2 separate regions of the Mus musculus genome follow, and region 1 is linked to region 2. A link is a loop called in an ENCODE intact Hi-C map of the cell type or tissue named here. Cell type or tissue: left cerebral cortex. All regions are shown on one strand. Each heading gives the region's core, and the rest is flanking DNA. Links, peaks and the distances in the headings are about the cores only. Region 1 holds the start of Npm1 (nucleophosmin 1). Region 2 holds the start of Fbxw11 (F-box and WD-40 domain protein 11).

Region 1 (10,008 bases), core at 846-8,845, 520 kb after region 2:
TGGGCTATCTTAGTGTGCACTATAGTCTATTATGTAGGCAAGGTTAAGTACCACAAAGCACAAAGTTTTTTTAGGCACTGAATTTAGTAGGTCTGTTGTTGGGTACTTACCTTTGATCTCGGTGTTGATGGTTTTAAGTCTTTTCCATTTTGGTTTGATTTTTGTGCATTTTTGGCTGGGGTATCTCGTACAGACTGCAAGTAGAAAATGGCCTTAATCCATATGCCCTCTCCAGAGTAGAGATCAACTCAGATTAAACTGTCCTAAAACAAACTAATAAATTGTAACTCACATACAGATAGCGTTCTCAAATTTTCCTGTTTAGCTCAGAACCAATTTTTAAGATCAATTCAGCCAGTTTTTACTACTAGCACTAAGAAATTCCCATCCTTTTACTAGCTACCCATGATAAACCTCATAGTATCTCATGTACTCACTTTCTTCACTGGGACCTTTTCTTCAGTTTCCTCTTCATCAAAATCATCATCATCATCACTATAAATGAAATAAGCCAACACACAGAACTTAAATTTTTAGTCAATTTTACAAAAGAACTAAACCATATTCATCCACTGTAGCACAATTGTTAATAAAAGTGAATTTGCACCAGTATTTGAATGGATCAATACTTAAGAAACCTAACAAACATTTTTATATAATACTTGAGAGTATTGTTTCAAAGGGTTGTGTAGTTGATTAATTTTGCAATGTTATTAGTAAATAAATAGCTTCAACCAAATCAGCTTTGTACCAAACCATAAAGAAACTAGGCTTTTTAGAGTTAACATTTAGCCAGGTGTTAGTACATATATGCCTTTAGTGTCCTCTCCTCTGCAGTGTAGGGATTAACTTTTACATATCCCAGTAACTAGAGCAAAGATACTAATTACTTATGCAAGAAATTTGAACAGACCATTTCTCCCCAAACATATGGTCAGTAAACATGTAAGACTGTTAGTCACCTAGGGAATAAACCAAACAAAGATACTGCTTCACACATTACTCTTCAAGAGGTAAATTTAGGAAGAACTCCCACAAGGTGGTGACAGCAACCCCAAATACCTACAGTCAATGACACATGCACATGACTTTTCAGCCCTTAAAAACTATAGGGATCAATTCTGTCAAAAATCAAAGCCAGACCGAAATGGTGGTGATGAAATGTTGCAAAATACTCAAATAATTTAAATGTAGCCAAAGATTGATCAAAAATTCTATAGTAAAAATTTTACTACATTTGTTGATTCTACCTGTCTTACTGTAAAGATGCTTCTGCTTACACTTCATTCCAATGTGTTATGTGCAGTGTTTGACAAGGCTAACTTTATTGGCTCCTCCTAAAGACATATATATGTGGCACTGGAATTAAGCTGCCAGATTGAAATTAACAACAGTCCACCTCCAAATACTTAGTGTAACGTCCTAGCTCAAAAAAGGGTGCTGCTTCTCACTTCCAATTTAGAGCTGAGATTATGATATAAAGTCACATGGCACTTGCTTTAAGAGGAATACAAAATGTTCTTCAGGCATACTGTGATTTTTTAGAAGGGGGCAAATCACATTCAGTATGGCCACTGAAACATCTCCATGTCTATACCTAAGTATATAATGTCCAATTGCTCATACAAAGTCTGTAAGCAAAATCACCAACAGTGACTACATTTTCCACACTAGTGTTAAAGTCAAAAGTTTGAACTTCATGTAAATTACCTTTTCAGTGGGGAGATTCTCTCTTGTTAGGATCTGCTACATGTAAATCCAGTGGTTTTGGTAATTTAACACTACAGGTTAGTATAAAAATGACCTTACCTTACACCCAATCCATGTAGATGCTTGGTACCAGAAACAATACTAATTTCTATAAAACTACTCTTTTCTTCTATCCTAAACCATGTAGTAGTATCAGTCATACCACCAAAACACTATTCCAATGATTTTATCCTTAAGATTAAAAAGGCCCTTGATGCTGGTGGTTTTATGCCCCAGTATAGAGGAATGCCAGGGCCAGGAAGCAGGAATGGGTGTTGGTGAGCATGGAGAGGGGGATAGGGGGTTTTCAGAGGGGAAACTAGAAAAGGGGATATTTGAAATGTAAATAAAAATGTCTAATAAAACCAAAAGGCAATACCATCTTATGAGACCACATATATCTGTCCTTTAGTACAGCAGCATTCAATACTTAGTTCTAACAACATTCCTCAGGGTTATCTTCTAAGCTCTTAAATGGCAAAATAGTCAAAAAAATCTCTGCATAAATGTCATTATTTGCAATATAACCCACTCATCTGTTCTACTCCCCAATTTTTTTTGGTTTTTCGACAGGGTTTCTCTGTGTAGCCCTGGCTGTCCTGGAACTCACTGTAGACCAGGCTGGCCTCGAACACAGAAATCAACCTGCCTCTGCCTCCCAAGTGCATGCGACACCACTGCCTGGCTACTCCCCAAACATTGTTAAACTATATACAATGAAATATATAAAGTCAATCTTGAAATCAAACAATTTGAATTATCTGATCCAGGACTTTAATCCATAGGCTTGTATACAGAGTATGTGTTTAAAGCCTCTTTGCATTCTTTGATCCAGAACTTTCTGGCAATGTGATTAAACTCTCCAACTTAAATAGTAAATAATCTTCAGCTATCATTTTATTCTCGTGGGCATCATCTCTGTATGATGAACCATTATCACACCAGAAGAACTACTAACCCTGATAACCTCAAGACTATTATTTGTCCCTTACTATGTCCCCACTATGAATACAGTAATCAATATAATGAAGACTAGTTCCCAAGTTTGCTTTGAACAGTTATCTTAGCTCAGAATATACTTGACCAATTCCAGAACTTCTATAAGACAGGAAGGTAACAAATATAAGACTACAAATAATAATTCCATACTTCGGGGGGAGGGTATGGGGGACTTTTGGGATAGCATTGGAAATGTAATTGAGGAAAATATGTAATAAAAATATTTTTAACGAATTCCATACTTCCCATCTAGCTGTTACTTATATTGAACACATAAAATCTTACTCCTAACAATAACTCCCAAGAAAAATCAATGTCCCAGCCGGGCACAGTGGCGCACACACTTGGGAGGCAGAGGCAGGCAGATTTCCGAGTTCCAGGCCAGCCTGAACTACAGAGTGAGTTCCAGGACAGCCAGGGCTACACAGAGAAACCCTGTCTCAAAAAAATAAATTAATTCAACCCCCCCATCAATGTCCCACATACAATAAATAGCTTGTTTGTAAGGCAAACATGGAATCATAGGTCAAAATCTTTTACTTTCAAACATCAACCACTGGCAAGTCAATCCTCCTAAACCCTTACAAGTACCTGTAAGATCAAGTTTTTGAGATCATAGTACTTATACTTACTCCTCATCATCCTCATCGTCCTCATCATCGTCCTCATCATCTTCATCAAGTTTTACTTTTTTCTGAAAGAATAATATGCATCCATTAGCAAGAGAAATTTTGGTGATTAGCCAAAGTAAATGCCAGAAATTTTGTTTTTTTTTTTCGATACCAATGTTTCTCTGTGTAGCCCTGGGTGTCCTGGAACTCACTTTGTAGACCACCCCCAGCCAGAAATACTTTTTAAAACTCTTTCCTGGCACACACCTTTAACCCCAGTGCTCGGGAGGCAGAGGCAGGTGGATTTCTGAGTTCAAGGCCAGCCTGTTCTACAAAGTGAGTTCCAGGACACCCAGGGCTACACAGAGAAACCCTGTCTTGAAAAACAAAAAACAAACAAAAAGATCTTTCCTTTCTTTACCTGTGGAACCTTGTTACCACCTCCAGGAGCAGATCGCTTTCCAGACATGCCTAAGAGTTTTACGTCCTCCTCATCTTCATCTTCAGACTCTGCATCTTCCTCTACAGCTAAAATAGAATTAGACATACTAACTCGACAAGAACAAGTAACCCATAGCATTTTTAAGATTCCATTAAAGGTAGCAAATGAACAGAAAAGATTTACTGTATTTTAAAGACAGAAATCAGGTCTTTGTAGAACTACGACAGTCCAAATGGAAGTCTAGATTGAAAGATAGCCTCATTGGTCATAGGGTCCTGAATAGCTGAACCCAACCAAACACATTCGTCGTGTTAGATTGATCCCCAGAACTCATGTGATAGCAATTAAAGATGCTAGGGAAATTGTCTTGTCTGACCAGGACAAGCATTCCATGGCAGATGTGCAAAGATACAAATGTTTAAAATATTAAAAAAGCTAGCCTATATTGAAAACTATGACAAAAAAAAACCTACCTACTAGATGCTGTCCACTAATGTGCACAGGCCCTGAACCACACTTCAACCGTAAGACCACAGGTGGTGTAATTTCAAAGCCCCCTAGGGAAACCTAAAAATAAGAGTTTTACAACAGATATTACCAGCAAGTTCTACAATGAAATAAACCTATTTATAATAGCAGCAGAAATAATCTTGGTAAAAGATACGTCTTTGCAAAACCTAAATGACACTGACCCCAAATGACGCAAGAGACCTGAACCAACATGAAATCCAAAATTTAGAAATGTACTTACTGTTGGTTGTACAGACATTTTCAAAGTTGCCAGTGTTACTTTAATTGGACTGCCTTCATAGTTCATTGCTTCTGCCTCTACGATGTGTAACTCATCTTTTGCCCCTGCTCCTAAACTGACCTGTGAATAAAAATGTTTCAAAGAAACTTTTAAAGTGGCTTTTCACCACTACTGACGAAAAGAAAACTAGTCATCTCACCATTAGAATTAGAATTGAAGCGTTTCACAACAGAATTACCATATACACAACTGTTCCTTTAAATGAATAAAGCTGGCAGATTAAAAACAAGCACTGTTCTACAAAGCACCTATCTAGCACCTTGGAGTGACCAAGCTATACAAAATTACAAGTGACAAAGATCCCCTATCTTTTCTGGGATTAAACTCCTAGTTCATCAGTAGGAAATGTCTGAAATGTTTTTAAGTTTCAGAGCTTACATACCGTTCTTAATGACAACTGGTGCTCATTTTCATCATTATCCACTTTAAAGTGATAGTCTTTGTCAGCCTTTAGTTCACAGCCTGTATGTAAGACAAAAACAAGAAAGCAAACCTAGCAATGATACTTACATCAAAACCCAAAGCCTAAAGTTCTGTGAAATCAACTCAAATGAAACATTAAAAAAAAAAATCTTTAATTTTCTCATAGTACTAACTACATTGAGGCAACATTGCTGGTTTCCACAGTAGACTTAATGAGTCTCTTTAAAGTAGTATGGTGAAATCGGTATAAACACTACTAGAATTAATGAACGAGTGGCAGAGTTCACTGTTCCTTTAATCTCAGGACTGTTAAAAAGCTAAAACGTGAATCACTGAAAAACAAACTGATTCTTTTAAACAAAAACTGGGTGTAGGGTAGGCAGCAAGACTATAGATGTGATCCCCAAAAGCCTTGATGCTAAAGCGAATCTTGTCTGTTCAACAGATCCTTCCCTCTCCCCACCCCAAGAAAAAGTAGTTCTAGATAGAGCCAGGTAGATGATTTAAGGGTACTCCTAACATTAAGCCACGTGGGCCATCAGTACAGCTATCTGCAACGTGATGCTGACTCCGCCTACCAGAGGCAAATTAAAAAGGGGGGGCTCCATCACTGTGGATACTGAAAGATATGAACAAAGATCTCAAAAACCCATACGCCACGGGCTATGAAATAAACATTTCCCTCCCAGAACTTTTAACTAAGCCACAAGATCCCACGGCTGAAGGTTGGCTAGAGTCGGAGAGCCCGGATGTAGAGCCCACACCCCCTCCCTAACCCCCAACCACGTGGCAACCACGTGCTCCTAGGGGTTGCTGCCCCTTCTGCCTCAGGGCGCCTGCTCGGACCATTCCCCGTTACTGGGCGAAGCCCTCGGTCGCCACAGAATACAAGATGCGGCCCCTGGAAAGCCCAGCGCCTGCAGATGTATCCTCCCCAACAGGGCGGAGGTAGGCCTCGCCTCGCTCCACAGGCCCCTTTCTCCCGTGCCGCCTGCCGTGGCTCAACACAAGAGGAAAAAAAGGAGCTCGGAAGCGACCGTGCGGGCTTTCGTGCACAGGAGAAACGCCTCTCAAGTTCGCGCCACAGGCAAGGTCGCACCCTCGCCGGCCGGCCGGCCGCTCCTAACACCCGAGGCTACAGGCTGGGCCGCTCCCGCCCCATTTTCCGGCGGCTTTCCTAGTGTTCAGGCCGCTGCTTCTAAGGCCTGGGAGATTCCTCCTTGCTCTCCGGCCTCCACCTACGCCGCGTTCCCCACACGCCAGGCCTCGGCTGGGCTCCCGCCCCCCCCCCCATCACCAGGCCCTGCACACGCTTCCCCCTCCAGTCAGTTACCGAAAAGGTAGTTCTGAGGCCTAAGAGGACTCATGTCCATATCCATCGAGTCTTCCATGAGGTGGAGGCGCGCACTTCGGTGTGGGAGAAGCCGGACGGAAAACAACTGCCTCCTGTTCCACAGAACAGACGCGCAGGACGGAATCACGCCAAGGAAAGGACGCGGGCTCTCCGCACGTATATATGGTCGCAGGAGATCTCGCGAGATCTGCGCTAGTCCTGCCTCCGCGAGCCTCCTCTGGATCCCTCCCACTCCCCGCACAGTCGCGCTTTTGCGCGTGCGCCTTTCATCCTCACGCCTAGGTACCTCGCCCCCCTCCTCCTCCAGGTGCTTGGCGGGCTCTCACTGCGCACGCGCGTTCGTCTCTGGCCCCGTCCCTCCACTACTGTCGCCCAAGCGCAGGCGCGTTTTCTCTTTGTGGCCTCGCTCTGGGTTTTCAGGGCTTCCACGTCTTCTCCGCTCGTGCTCGCGGGCCCAGGGCCGAGAGCGTGCGCAGCCCACCCTGAAAGATGGCGGCTGCAGCCAGGGAACCACAGAGCGTCTCTTTTCTCCACCCTCCGTTCCCCGTAGGCCTGGAACAAGCATAATCACCTCAGGATTTGGCTTGCTCGAAGGCTTGCTCTTCGTTTTCACGTAGCTTCAGGAGCCCAGGGCGGAGTGGCTGGATCTAGGCTACTTTCCCCGCAGCCATGCTTTTGCACCTCTTTTCTGAGGCAGCATTTTCAAAACGAAAATTATCAGCTTTATGTCATTTGGGGACCAAAGAGAAACCCAGTCAGTCGCCTCCAAAGAGCATCTTTCTAAAACTTTAGAGCGTGCAGAACTGAGAAAACGCAGGCCGTCTTCATCATTCCAAATGAAGGCCTATCGCTTTTTTAGAAATTCATGAGCCTTAATACGAATCTTCGGCTGGGAATTAGCGCTTTAAAATGAATCCTGACGAACATCCCTCAGCGTTGGGTGCTTTCTGACAGCGGCCCTAATCTTTTTATCTCAACATGGAGCTAGCATATTTAAGAATTTGGGGGAGGAATGTAGATAATGGTACCAATGTTTGTAGACTCCAGAGACGTGTCAGATATAAATGCATGTGAGCCCATTACGTATCAAATCCTAAATTCGGAGATATCTGTCAATATGTGAATTTCAGTTTGCAACTATAAGGAAAAAATCATGAAACTTGGAAGAATTGTGTGTGTAAATAAACAGAGAAAAAAAAAAAAAAAGTCGGGCGTGGTGGCGCACGCCTTTAATCCCAGTTTGCGGGAGGCAGAGGCAGGCGGATTTCTGAGTTCGAGGCCAACCTGGTCTACAGAGTGAGTTCCAGGATAGCCAGGGCTATACAGAGAAACCCTGTCTCGAAAAACCAAAATAATAATAATAATAAAATAAACAGAGATAGACTGGGTATAGTGTGGGAAAGAACGGGTGAACAGAATTTGACCATCCAAACTGAGAAGGTGCAGGAGGAAGCATTGATACCCCTTGAGCCTGTGCAAGCCAGACAGTTTGATTGTTTCTGGATTCTGAAGCTTATTTAAATGCAGCTCATGCTGGTTTAATCCCAGCACTCTGGAGGCACAGGCAAGTGGATCAGGAGTTCAAGACCAGTGGTCTACAGAGCAAGTTCCAGGATAGGCAGGACTACACAGAGACTCAGTTCTTCCTGCCTCCCCGAAACTTTAGGTGCCTTAGTTGTCACTGAATGATGCCACATGCTTAGGTACAATGAGTAAGAGCTGTGTATATTACCTTACAACAAAATACTATCTTTTTTTTTTTTTTATTCCATGCTTTTATTAGTTTTTAGCATGCTTTAAAACATAAAAACAGAATCCTATGGCCAATGCCCAGCTTCAACAGTTGTCTCCACACACACACAGCATGCTATTTAATACACATCTTCCCATCTGCATATTTGGGTGTGGGCACGAATCATCCTGGAATTAGCTGATCTCTTGTGGATACCAAGTGACAACTATACAACTGTATTTCATACTACACCACATGACTACAGATATATGAGAAGAAATGTCCAGACTCACATTGATTAGGCCATTCAATGCATTATACATATTCCCAAGTACGCCATACATCATAAATAGATAGATACACTTTACATCAATTAAAAATAAACTGAAAAGAGAAATACCCCATGAGCTTCTGGGTATATCTGTAGACAGTAGCCAAGAAGGTATCCTATAAGAGAAACTTAGATAAAGTTTCTCTTAGATAAAGATATAGGAAAAGAAAGCCATTTGAGAAATCTCCATTTCAAGATCCTGCTGTGGTGGTTGTAGCACACACCTTTAATCCCAGTACTCGGGAGGCAGAGGCAGGCAGATTTCTGAGTTCAAGGACAGCCGGGTCTACAGAGTGAGTTCCAGGACAGCCAGGGCTACACAGAGAAACCCTGTCTCGAAAAAAACAAACCAAAACAAAACAAAAAACAAACATCTCGTCCTGGAAGCTTAATTGTGTCTAACAGTATACCATTTTGATGGACCGTACTTTTTTTTTTAAGATTTATTTATTATTTATATGTAAGTACACTGTAGCTGTCTTCAGACACACCAGTAGAAGGTGTCAGATGTCATTACAGATGGTTGTAAGCCACCATGTGGTTGCTGGGATTTGAACTCAGGACCTTCATAAGATCAGTCAGTGCTCTTAACCACTGAAGCATCTCTCCAGCCCCGGACCATACTTTTAATGTCGCAGCCCACATACCTGCGCTTAACCAAAAAAAACAAAAACAAAAAAAAAGTGTCTTAAATAAACAAACAGGCCAGGCAGTGGTGGCACACGCCTTTAATCCTAGCACTTGGGAGGCAGAGGCAGGCGGATTTCTGAGTTCAAGGCCAGCCTGGTCTACAGAGTGAGTTCCAGGACAGCCAGGGCTATATAGAGAAACCCTGTATTGAAAAACAAAAACAAAACCTTTTCTTTCAATAGTTTAAAGTTACTATATTATCTCCAGAGTTTGTATGGGGGTGGTTGTTGTTGTTGTTGTTTTCAAGCAGGAAGTTTGATTTGGAGGTTTTGCTTGTGGTTTGCTTTGGTTTTGATTCATTTTTTCCTGCAGTGAGTATTAATCCCAGGACCCTGAGTGTTGGACAAGCACTGCTCTACCATTGACCCACATCTCCAGCCTGCATTTCTATATTTGTTCTCTCTGCAATGTGTCCTTCTTGCCCTCCTCCATGGCTATTGAGACAGGTATCCATATGTAGTACTGTGAGACCCCGATTTAAAGTGTTTCTCCCTGAAAGGTAAAGCCCCTAAAACATTCCCCCAAGCTTGTTTTCCCTGATCTCTAAAAATACAGTCAGAAAGAAGCTCTTTGTTCTCTATAGCCAGCAAAAAACTTTATTTGTTTCAATACCTTACAATCAGAGATGCGATAATTGTAAAAAAAAAAAAAAAAAAAAAAAAAGGCCTAGCCAGGCAATTGCCTGGCTCCCTGTGCCAAGGACACCCCCCCCACACACACACACACACACACCCCTACCCCCCACCACCACCACCACCTCTGCTGCCAGAGAAGAGCGGTACTCCCAATTCCTCAGCTAACTGTTAAAAGACCCCCTACTGTTACCGAGCCTCTTGCAGTTTGCATCAGGTGTGGTTTTCTCAGTG
Region 2 (10,008 bases), core at 1,235-9,234:
AGCATTATCCTGAACCTTTTAGTGAACTGTATTGGCTGAACTGGTCCGATTTACTTAGTTGTGGAGTGGTGCCAGGTAGATGTGCTCACTCTTTGACATGCTCTAGATAAGAGTTCTTGAGAGGGCAGCTTGTTTGACATGTAGATTCTTCAGCTCTGTGCTTAATTATAACTCTCACTGGGTCCTCAGGTGCCAGTCCAGAGAACTAAGACCAGCTTTGAAGAGCGCATTTGTTAATACAAAATCTGCTTTCCTTTTTTTTTTCTTTTTTTAAAATTTTTTATTTCTAATCTGCTTTCCTTTAGGAGTAACCTTTTCCTTTCCAAACTAAAAGCTTCTACCACATCTTAGAACAAGAAACAAACATAGCAACCTACCAGCAAAATTACTATTTTTGCCTTTTTTCATTTAATTTTTAAATTTCATGTGTATAGGTGATGTGGCTGCATGTATGTCTGTGCACCTGAAGAATTTGAATTGCAATTATAATTGGTCATGTGGGTGCTGGGGATTGAGCCCGGGTCATCTGGAAAAACAGCCAGAGCTCTTAACTGCTGAGCAGTCTCAGCAGCCCTGCGGTCAGTCCTCCTGGATGGGATTGTGCTGTGGTGCCTTGGCTGGTGTCAGGCTCCGGGGCTCATGCAGTCTTCCTGCCTGTTTTCTACACAGCTGGAACTCTTGGAACGTGGGCCTGCCATATCCAGGTACTCTTAGTAAGTCTCTTTCAGTCTCAGTTCTGTCCTCCTCTGATGTGGCTGACAACAAAAACTAGAAACCATTTGACTGGTGGAAGGATGGGTATTTTCTTTTCTTCTTGTGTTCTTTTTTGTTTTGTTTTGATTTTGATTTTTCGAGACAGGGTTTTTTTTTTTTTTTTTTTTTTTTTTATGTAGCCCTGGCTGTCCTGAAACTCACTCTGTAGACCAGGCTGGCCTCAAACTCAGAAATCTGCCTCTGCCTCCCAAGTGCTGGGATCAAAGGCGTGCGCCACCACTGCCTGGCTTCTTTTCGATCCTTTTTGAGATAGGGATCTCACTATGTTGCTTAGGCTGGCATGGAACTTCTGCCTCAGCCTCCAAGGTAACTAAGTGTAGGTATGTGCTACCACACTGACCTAAAAGGCTTTAAAAACTGTAGGTATTAGGGAAACCCATTTATTTTATTTACCCATTTTATTTTATTTAAGCATGTATATATAACACATACAGAACGGATAAATAAAAATATACAAAAAAGAGAAAGACATAAATTGTATCAAGACTTTGTGTTAGATTGTAAGTGATCTCATGGAGTTGACTGTTTAGATGAGCTGGCTCCCATGACCCCCAGCTATCTGCACTATGTGACATCTACTTCATAACAGTCTGGAAAGAACAAACATGACCTCATAAAGTCTCTGAGGGTCAGGAATCCAAGAGTAGCAAGCTCTGTTCTCTGTTGAAAAAATACAAAGCGTAGCTGGGAAGCTGGTGACATACTGAGGTGCACTGAACAGATCACTTCAGCTGGGGGTGGTGGTGCTGATATTGACCCTCACTCACAAAGGCCACAGAGACCCACATCACTGCAAACCGTAAGACATCTTTTTTTTTATTGATCCAACACGTTGAGGACCCCCTTCAGCACACAGGCAAGAGGAGAGACCCCAAACAAACAAAGAACACACTTTTTATACCTTGTAAGGGGCAGATTTAGGCAACAGGGATAGCTGGCTTATTCTAATTGGTGTAGCAAGTAACCCTTTCAGACATTGGTTGGTTTGCATAGGGTTTGCATACCTTTGGCTTAGTCCCTTACTCTGCCTGCCCTTATGTTTTTTGTTTTTTTGTTTTGTTTTTTTTTTCAGCATTGTTTAGTTGGCCAGCTTCCTTATCTGGCTCTGCACTTGGCCTGCTAGTATAGTTTGGAAAGTCCCTTCAGAGGGGGAAGGGGCTGAGTGGTCTTTAATTTATTTTGTATACTACATCACACACAGAGGAAGAGAATGAACACACATCATTCAGACAGGCAGGCAGGCAGACAGACACCCCAGCCCTTCATACACACACAGAGTGGGGTGGAATGAACGCTGTGAGGCAGTCTGTAGTACATTTGCTGCTTGGGTCACCAAAGCAATAGGAAAGAAGGTACAACAGAGGCAGGACCAGGAGCCCCTTCATTTTGCCACACCTGTGATCTCTGCTCATGAAGTTAAGCACAGTCTGCATGCTCCAGCATCTCAAAGGACGGCAAGGTGTGTGGGCTTGGAGCCAACTGCTAACAGGCACACATATAGGTTACTGCAGATAAATGAATACATCTGACTATGTGTGGTATGCACCTCCTGGCATGGTCATCTGAGGTCCACACTCCGATGTCTAGCGAGACCTCATCATCATGTTGAGGGTCATTGGTCCACACCTCTTCACTGTCAGCACGCCTTGTAAACCTTGGCCCAGAGCTGTCTGAAGCTCTGGACAGAAACTGCCTTATGACTTTCTTCGGCCTTTGTCTATGATCAGATCTGATCACCAGCTAGCACCAAGCCTGAAGCAATAAGAATCCCTGCACACCCGGGTTCTTTCTAAGAGGTCAGAGCAAGGAGGTCAGCCTTGGCTCAGCTTATGTAAGTCTTCTGTCATAAACATGCTTTTTAAAAATCTCTTTGAGCGTTTGGAATCCAAGCCAATAATTTTAGTTTTCTTTTTCTTTTCATGAGGCATATGATTTTAATTAAAGGACGGAAACTGTGAGCTTTTTTGATGCCAGGGGTTGCAAACTCAGATATCCCCAGGGATTTAGCATTCAAATGAGAAGCATGCAGATTGCTATGGTGTGAATGTGGCACCAAAGCTTTGGTTGAAACGAGTCCCCATTGTGAGGGTTAGGTCATTTTACTCTCATCAGTCATTTAACCCCTTCATAGATTAATGGGCTAATAAGGGAGTTGCATGGCTATGGAGTGAGCTTTCTCTGGTTAGCTTGCTATAGCATCTTGCCATGTGATGACCACTGCCTGCAATGACCTAGGGAAGGCACTGGCAAGCAGATGCTGGCACCTTGCTCTTACCATGAACTAAACCAGTTTCCTTTTTCTTTCTTTCCCCCCTTAGACAGAGTTTCTCTGTGTAGCCTCGGCTATCTTGAAACTCACTTGAATTCACAGAGCTTGGCCTACTTCTGTCTCCTACGTGCTAGGATTAAAGGGTGCACTGACACTGCCCAGCTTTAGTTTCTTTACACGTCATCTATTCTCACATATTCAATACAGCAGCAAAAAAAAAATGGACTGAGTTCAAGGAGTAATGGGAATGGTGGAAGCTTACTTATATAGAGACACTTTCTGAAAGGAAGGTAGAGGATGCTGAGCCACTGAGTACTGTCATCATATAGATCTAAAAGTCAGAGAAATTAAAATTAAAATGTAAAGTTAAGATTTGTTTGTTTGTTTTTTTCGAGACAGGGTTTCTCTGTGTATCTCTGGCTGTCCTGGAACTCCCTCTGTAGACCAGGCTGGCCTCAAACTCAGAAATCTGCCTGCCTCTGCCTCAAAAGTGCTGGGAGTAAAGGCGTGCGATACCACTACCCGGCCTTAAGGTTTATTTTTTAACTCTGTGTGTGTTGAGGTATGTGCACAGGTGTGCCTGCGGAGACTACCAGAGAGCATCAGTTCTTCCAGAACTGGAGTTCCAGGCAGCTGTGAGCTTCCTAGTGTGGGTACTGGGAATTGAACTCAGGTCTCCAGGAGCACTCTTAGCCATTGAGTCCATCTCTTTAGTCCTCCAAAAGTGTGAAACTTCTAACTGATTAATTTTGGCAGTGCTATGGGTTGAACCCAGGACCTTCAGGTTATGGATATGCCAGAGGGTTTTTTTTTTGTGTGTGTGTGTGTTGTTTGTTTTGTTTTGTTTTTTGGTGACACGGTTTCTCTCTGGTTAACTGCCCTGGCTGTCCTAGAACTCCTTTTGCAGATCAGGTTGGCCTTCAATTCACAGAGCTCCACTTGCCTCTGCCTCCTGAGTGCAAGGATTAAAGGCGTGTACTACCACACTCAACATGTGAAGATTTTTAAAACAAGGAATGTGGTAGTCTAGGCTAGACAAACACATGGGAGGTTCATACTCATCCTGTGGCCCCTACATGCTATAGTGTATGAAAGGTCCTGGCATTTTCAAGGTCTTGGCTGCATTGGTGAAGCCTAATAGACTAGTCTTTCAGTATCCATAGAACTTCCCACACTCGATATGGGCTTGGACTTGCTTTGACTGATGCGGCAGTCAGACCTTGATAAGCATCTGCTGATGGCTCTTGCCCTTTTTTGAGCCACCCTCCAGAAGCTTGGGAGGCCCCATGTGTAACCTCAGCTGATATATATATCACATTGGTCCAGATGAGCTTGCTTAATTTACGTAATTGTATAAGATAATAAGCCATTGTTATTCTAAGCCACCACGCCTTGGAATGGATGGTTATGTCACAATAGGTAACTGAAACAAAGGTCATTTAACCTAACCTCCTCATTACACTTCTGACTGTCCCAAGTCCAGAAAGGGAAGAGAGTTTGGGGAAAACCAGACAGCAAGGTATTGGCAGTAACTCCAATTCTGGGCTTTTCCCAGTTGCTTTTCTTTCAATCTCTTGGTGAAAGCCACTAGATAAAGATTCAAAGTCTATCTGCAGGGGATTTACACTGTGATGTGGATGTATACAGATTACTGTAATGCCTTGCTCCCTGGGAATCGTTAGAGTACTAAGTCATCCTCTTTACAGGGGCAAAGAATTGAAACAAACTTGAGAAGCAGGCAAGCAGGCACTGCTACTGTGAAGTGGGCTGGGTACAATGAGCCAGGCCCTTGAGACACTTTATAACAGCTCTGACTGCCAGGTCTCCTGTAAACATAAACAACTTAACAGTCCGTCAACATTAGACAAGGCCATTCTGTGGCCTTAGCTTATGGATCAAGACAAAAACAAGACCACCCCATAATCATTTGTGAACACAGATAAAACATGGACATTGTCCAAGTCCCTGAAACACAGCTACAAGACTAAACACTTGAATCTGGCTAACAGGAGAGGCTGTCAACAATTACTGGATTAGTTTTAATCTAATATAACTTCCCATAGATAAGGCTGAGGTGCCCAGTCTTATACCCCCACTTCCCGGCAGTATCTGCTCCAAAGCCCCTTCAAATCCTTTTCTACATTACCTAAGGTCTCTTACTGAGACGTCCCTGCTTCATCATGGTGTATGTTCATTTCTACTTCAGCTAGGAAAAAACCCACCTTGTTCAACTATCAGCGTGTTCCTGGGGGCTTTTGGTTCGAGGGTATTGACAGACTTGGAAGTCACAAGGAGTTAGAGGTTCTCTGAAGTCTCTAGATGCGTTTCTTCATATCATTTCTAACTCTTAGTCAATGTCTGCTGTCTTCCCACTAGAATTAAGCTGAATAAGAACAGAGGTCTCTCCGGTCATTCCCAGTGCTTAGGGCAGTACTAGTAGAAACTGAATGCTTAAAAATAAGTGTCTTCGGCCGGGCGGTGGTGGCGCACGCCTTTGAGGAGGTGGAGGCAGGCAGATTTCTGAGTTCGAGGACAGCCTGGTCTACAAAGTGAGTTCCAGGACAGCCAGGTATACAGAGAAACCCTGTCTCGGAAAAAAAAAAAAGTGTCTTCAAAATGTATAGCTTCTTTCTCATGGCTCAGCTCCTCCCAGTCAGTGTGGCAGATCTCCACACACCGCTTTCCCAGCTCAGTCTCCAAACTCTTAGATGCCCATCTTCCTTTAATTGTGTCTTCGACCTCGCGGGCCCCCTCCCACACTTCCTAGTGCAACCTGGGACCCACCTGTCTCCACCATCTGTCCCTACCAAATGCAACACACACGGAACGGCAGCGCTGCAGCCTAGACGACTAGTGGGCACCGCAGACACCCACTGCGCATGTGCGGAGATCGCTCGCTCGCACTGCAAAGATCTCCGACAAGTGAGGAGTTGCCTCGGAGTTTCCGTCCAGGTCCGTGCGGCTACGGGCTGCCAGGAAGTCAGGAACGACCAACCGGAAGAAGACCTCGCGCGCGAGGATTTCTGGGACAAGTAGTCGCGGCGCTCGCGAGGCCCTATCGCGAGCAAGCCCTAGATACTCCAGCTCTGCACGTCCGGCACTCACAGCCCTGCGCTCCCCTAGGTGCTCTCTCCGGTGGCAGAAGCCGGCAGATTGGACCAAGCGGCTTCTTGCTCCCACAAAGCTGCGCGAGCCGCCGCGGCTGCCGGGAGTTGTAGTCTTCGCTGTGCGTCCTGCGTCGGCCGAGGGTGAGGGCGGAGCTGCGGGCGGCCCGGGCGGGCTGGCAGCTAGAGTGGGTGCGAGAGCTGCCTCCACCGCCGCCGCCGCCACCGCCTCCTCCGCCCGGGCCGATCGCTGCTGAGCGGAGAGAGCGAGGCGGGGCCGCCGGGGCCGCCATGGAGCCCGACTCGGTGATTGAAGACAAGACCATCGAGCTCATGGTGAGTGCGGCCCACTGGCCTTCAGTTCTTCCGGCCGGCCGGCGGCCGGGGGGCCTGCCCACCCCGGCGTCCGCGCCAGGCCAGCCCTCGTTCCCCGCCGCCTGGGCCCGGCCGCCCCCCTGCTATGGCTCGTTGCTGACGCTTCGCGCTCTTGGGCCGGCACGGCCTCCACTCCCCGCGGCTCCCCCAACCCCCTCCTTGCCGGGCTCCGGCCAGTCTCCGGCGCCCCAGCCTCGCTCCTGCCGGAGCCACTGCTCACTCTTGCCTTGCCATCACACTCTGTTTTTAGAAGGGGATTTCTTTTTCCCTTCCCTGGATTCCTCTGGCCGGGCCTGCATCGCGCCTCCCAGCCTCGCTCAAGCTGAGGGTGATGGTGGTGGAAGGGAGTCCGAGACCAGTTGGAGCCGCTTCGGCCTCCATAACCTAGGCGCGGGGGGTGGGGTGGGGTGGGGTGGGGTGGGTGGTAGGGGTGGGTCTCAGCACCCTCGCCCCAAGCTACCGCTGTATGGATGCCAGGATAGCCCCATTGGACTGGGATGTTGGGGGTGCCTACGAGTCTGAGGCTGTTCCGGATAAGGGGCCTATTTTCCGGGCCCCTGCGGTGTCAGGCTTCTTGGACAAAGGGTTTCCTACCCTGCCGTGAAGGATGTTTGTATAGCAAGGCCCTAGGTACTCTTGAATTCCATCCCCCAGGAAAGGGAAACCATAACTTTTATCATTTGGGAAATGAGAGGGGAGGGAGAAGAGGTCGCGCTCATCACTGCCACCCTCTCTTATTTTAATAATAAAAAATGGGAGGGGGGTTTCTTGGCCCACGGATAAGCAGCGATCCCTGTACTGTTAGGAACCATTGGTAGCCAGCCTGGTCAGGTCTCCCCGGACACCCCTAACCCGTTTCTGACCTCAGACTTGGTGCTAGAAAGGTTTTTGGAAACAGGACTCTGAGTCTGGGAAAGTGAAGGATTTGCTCATTGGCGGAAGAAATAAAGTATGGCTGACTGGTATTACCTGCCAGTTTGAACGTGAGGGAAATCAAACTGGGCCCAGGAGAGTTGGGGAGGAAATCAGCCTCTGCAAATGAACATACAAAGGGCTTCTTCCTGTGAAAACCTTGATAGTTTTCTTTGTATCTCTACTGATATAGTAACAACTAGTATCTGCTCCACAGTATTAAGAAAAGGTGAAAGATCTGCTGAACTTAGCAAGATGTTTTCCTCGTCAGAGTTTCTCCAGTGTGAATCGCTTATTGAGTCAGTGATTCCACTGGGTAGGGTTGGTGACATCAGAGCCACTTCCCCCATTTAATGCTATAAATAATAAATGGTGATACTGAAAGTCTGTTGGATAGCCTCATGGTTTCTGTGGATGATGTTATCCAGGGAGCTGAGGTACACGTTTTAAAATGGAAGTATAGTAGCATAAAATACAGAGTCTCATGTCTGCTGGACTCTGCACAATGTGCAGAACTGGATTGTTGAAAATTAAACCTGGAAGTTTCTGGTTGGTTGTATGTGTTGAAAGGAATTCTGTCACTTTATCTTCAGGTTCTGAGGACTTTTTTCCATTTTCAGAATCGAATTGTTGGTTATAACAGTTTGGGAAACTTTGATAGTTATTTTAACAAAATACCTTTTTTTTTTTTTTTTTTTTTTTTTTTGGTTTTTGGTTTTTGGAGACAGGATTTCTCTGTGTAGCCCTGGCTGTCCTGGAACTCACTCTGTAGACCAGGCTGGCCACCAACTCAGAAATCCGCCTGCCTCTGCCTCCCAAGTGCTGGGATTAAAGGCGTGTGCCACCACTGCCTGGCGACAAAATATCTTTAAAAAGTTGTTGTTTAATAGGGAACAAAATAGCCATGAAAGGAGTTACAGAGACAAAGTTTGGAGCTAAGACAAAAGGATGGACTATCCAGAGACCACCCCTCCTGGGGATCCATCCCATAATCAGCCACCAAACCCAGACACTATTGCATATGCCAGCAAGATTTTGCTGAAGGGATCCTGTTATAGCTGTCTCGTATGAGGCTATGCCAGTGCCTGGCAAATACAGAAGTGGATGCTCACAGTCATCTATAGGATGGAACACAGGGCCCCCAGTGGAGGAGCTAGAGAAAGTACCCAAGGAGTTGAAGGGGTCTGCAACCCTATAGGTAGAACAACAATATGAACTAAGCAGTACCCCCAGAGCTCGTGTCTCTGCTGCATATGTATCAGAAGATGGCCTAGTCAGCCATCACTGGGAAGAGAGGCCCCTAGGTCTTGCAAACTTTATGTGCCCCAGTACAGGGGAATGCCAGGGCCAAGAAGTGGTAGTGGGTGGGTAGGGGAGCAGGGCAGGAGGAGGGTATAGGGAACTTTCCGGATAGCATTTGAAATGTAAATAAAGAAAATATCTAATTAAAAAAAAAGTTGTTTATGTATTATTGAGAATTCACACATGCACCACAGTGGGCATGTGGAGGAGGTCAGAGGACAACTTTGTAAAGTTTCTCTCCTGCTTTTACTTAGGTTCTGAGACTTGAACTCATTTTGTTAGGCATGTATGTTCAAGTGCGTTTGGCTGAGCCATCTTAATGACCTCTATTTTGGCAAAGTGTCTTCATACATGTTCCATCTTCTTAAAGATAAACAGTGTATCTGCTTTCATAGTGACCAGTTCTTCATACTGAAACACAATGTCTTCTTTTTCAAGAGTTAGAAGAAATACAGTGTAACTAACCCCAGGCGTGGTCTTCTAGCATATGACTAAAGAAATACTCTGGTCCACATTTACTGGTTTTCTAAGCTTATAACTAAGAAAGTTTTGTTTTGAGTGCCGGGGTGCACCTCAGTGGCAGAGCACATGCTTAGTTAGCGTCCGTAAAATCCTGATGGGTGTTTAGATTTTGTGTGATGATATTTGCCATTAAATTGAAGTGATGTCACCTAGTGAAGACATAAAAGGGATTTAATGTAGGATTCTTAGAAATGTAATAATAAAAAAAATGTGCCAGGCATGGTGGTACATGCTTTTAATCCCAGTACTCAGGAAGCAAAGACAGGTGAATCTCTGTGAATTTGAGGTCAGCCTGGTCTACAAAGTGAGTTCCAGGACAGCCAGGGCTACACAGCTTGTCCTAAAATACCCAAACAAACAAACAACCCCCCCCCAAACAACCAAACAAAAAACCCTGTCTCAAAAAACCTAAACTAACAAAAGTTGTAGTGCCTAGACCTGCATTGTTAGATCTGATTTACTGTGTCTATGCATATGCAGTGTTACTTGAGTCATTTATAAGGTATGTAGCTACAGTTTTTCCAAATTGTTGATACCTGCTTTTCATTATGACAGGTTTCAATTATAATCAACATACCCTATTGTGTTATATTTTAAAATATTCTTTTGAAAATGACTTCATATTGGTTGTGGAATGTTAATAGTAGAGACTACATCTATTTAGTATAGTATACACTTTGCTTCTGTCCCTAGCTATCCTAGGGGATAGTCGGAGGAGAAAGATGGTGACAGAACAGTGAAGTTTCAAAA

The links. A loop is a pair of places that touch in the nucleus more often than their neighbours do. Peaks named below come from ENCODE experiments on the same cell type or tissue, not always from the same donor. Only the 100,000 strongest peaks of a DNase experiment are listed, where the experiment ranks them.
Region 1: it touches region 2 in a loop (4-fold over the local background); 2 of 42 quality-filtered maps call a loop at or near these places.

What each region holds. Positions count from the first base shown.
Region 1 is chr11:33,156,554-33,166,561 of GRCm38, forward strand. Npm1 (nucleophosmin 1) reads right to left here and starts at 6,653. Exons shown (of 11, transcript NM_008722.3): 1 at 6,369-6,653; 2 at 4,995-5,074; 3 at 4,553-4,672; 4 at 4,275-4,368; 5 at 3,781-3,887; 6 at 3,381-3,442; 7 at 438-495; 8 at 111-194. The coding sequence starts at 6,426. In left cerebral cortex, for the core only: no CTCF peak of the experiment used is centred there; DNase peaks (open chromatin) are centred at 5,839 and 6,666; H3K4me3 peaks cover 2,225 bases; H3K27ac peaks cover 1,265 bases.
Region 2 is chr11:32,636,453-32,646,460 of GRCm38, forward strand. Fbxw11 (F-box and WD-40 domain protein 11) reads left to right here and starts at 6,103. Exons shown (of 13, transcript NM_001271347.1): 1 at 6,103-6,483. The coding sequence starts at 6,439. In left cerebral cortex, for the core only: a CTCF peak has its summit at 5,892; DNase peaks (open chromatin) are centred at 6,049, 6,662 and 7,714; H3K4me3 peaks cover 2,724 bases; H3K27ac peaks cover 2,135 bases.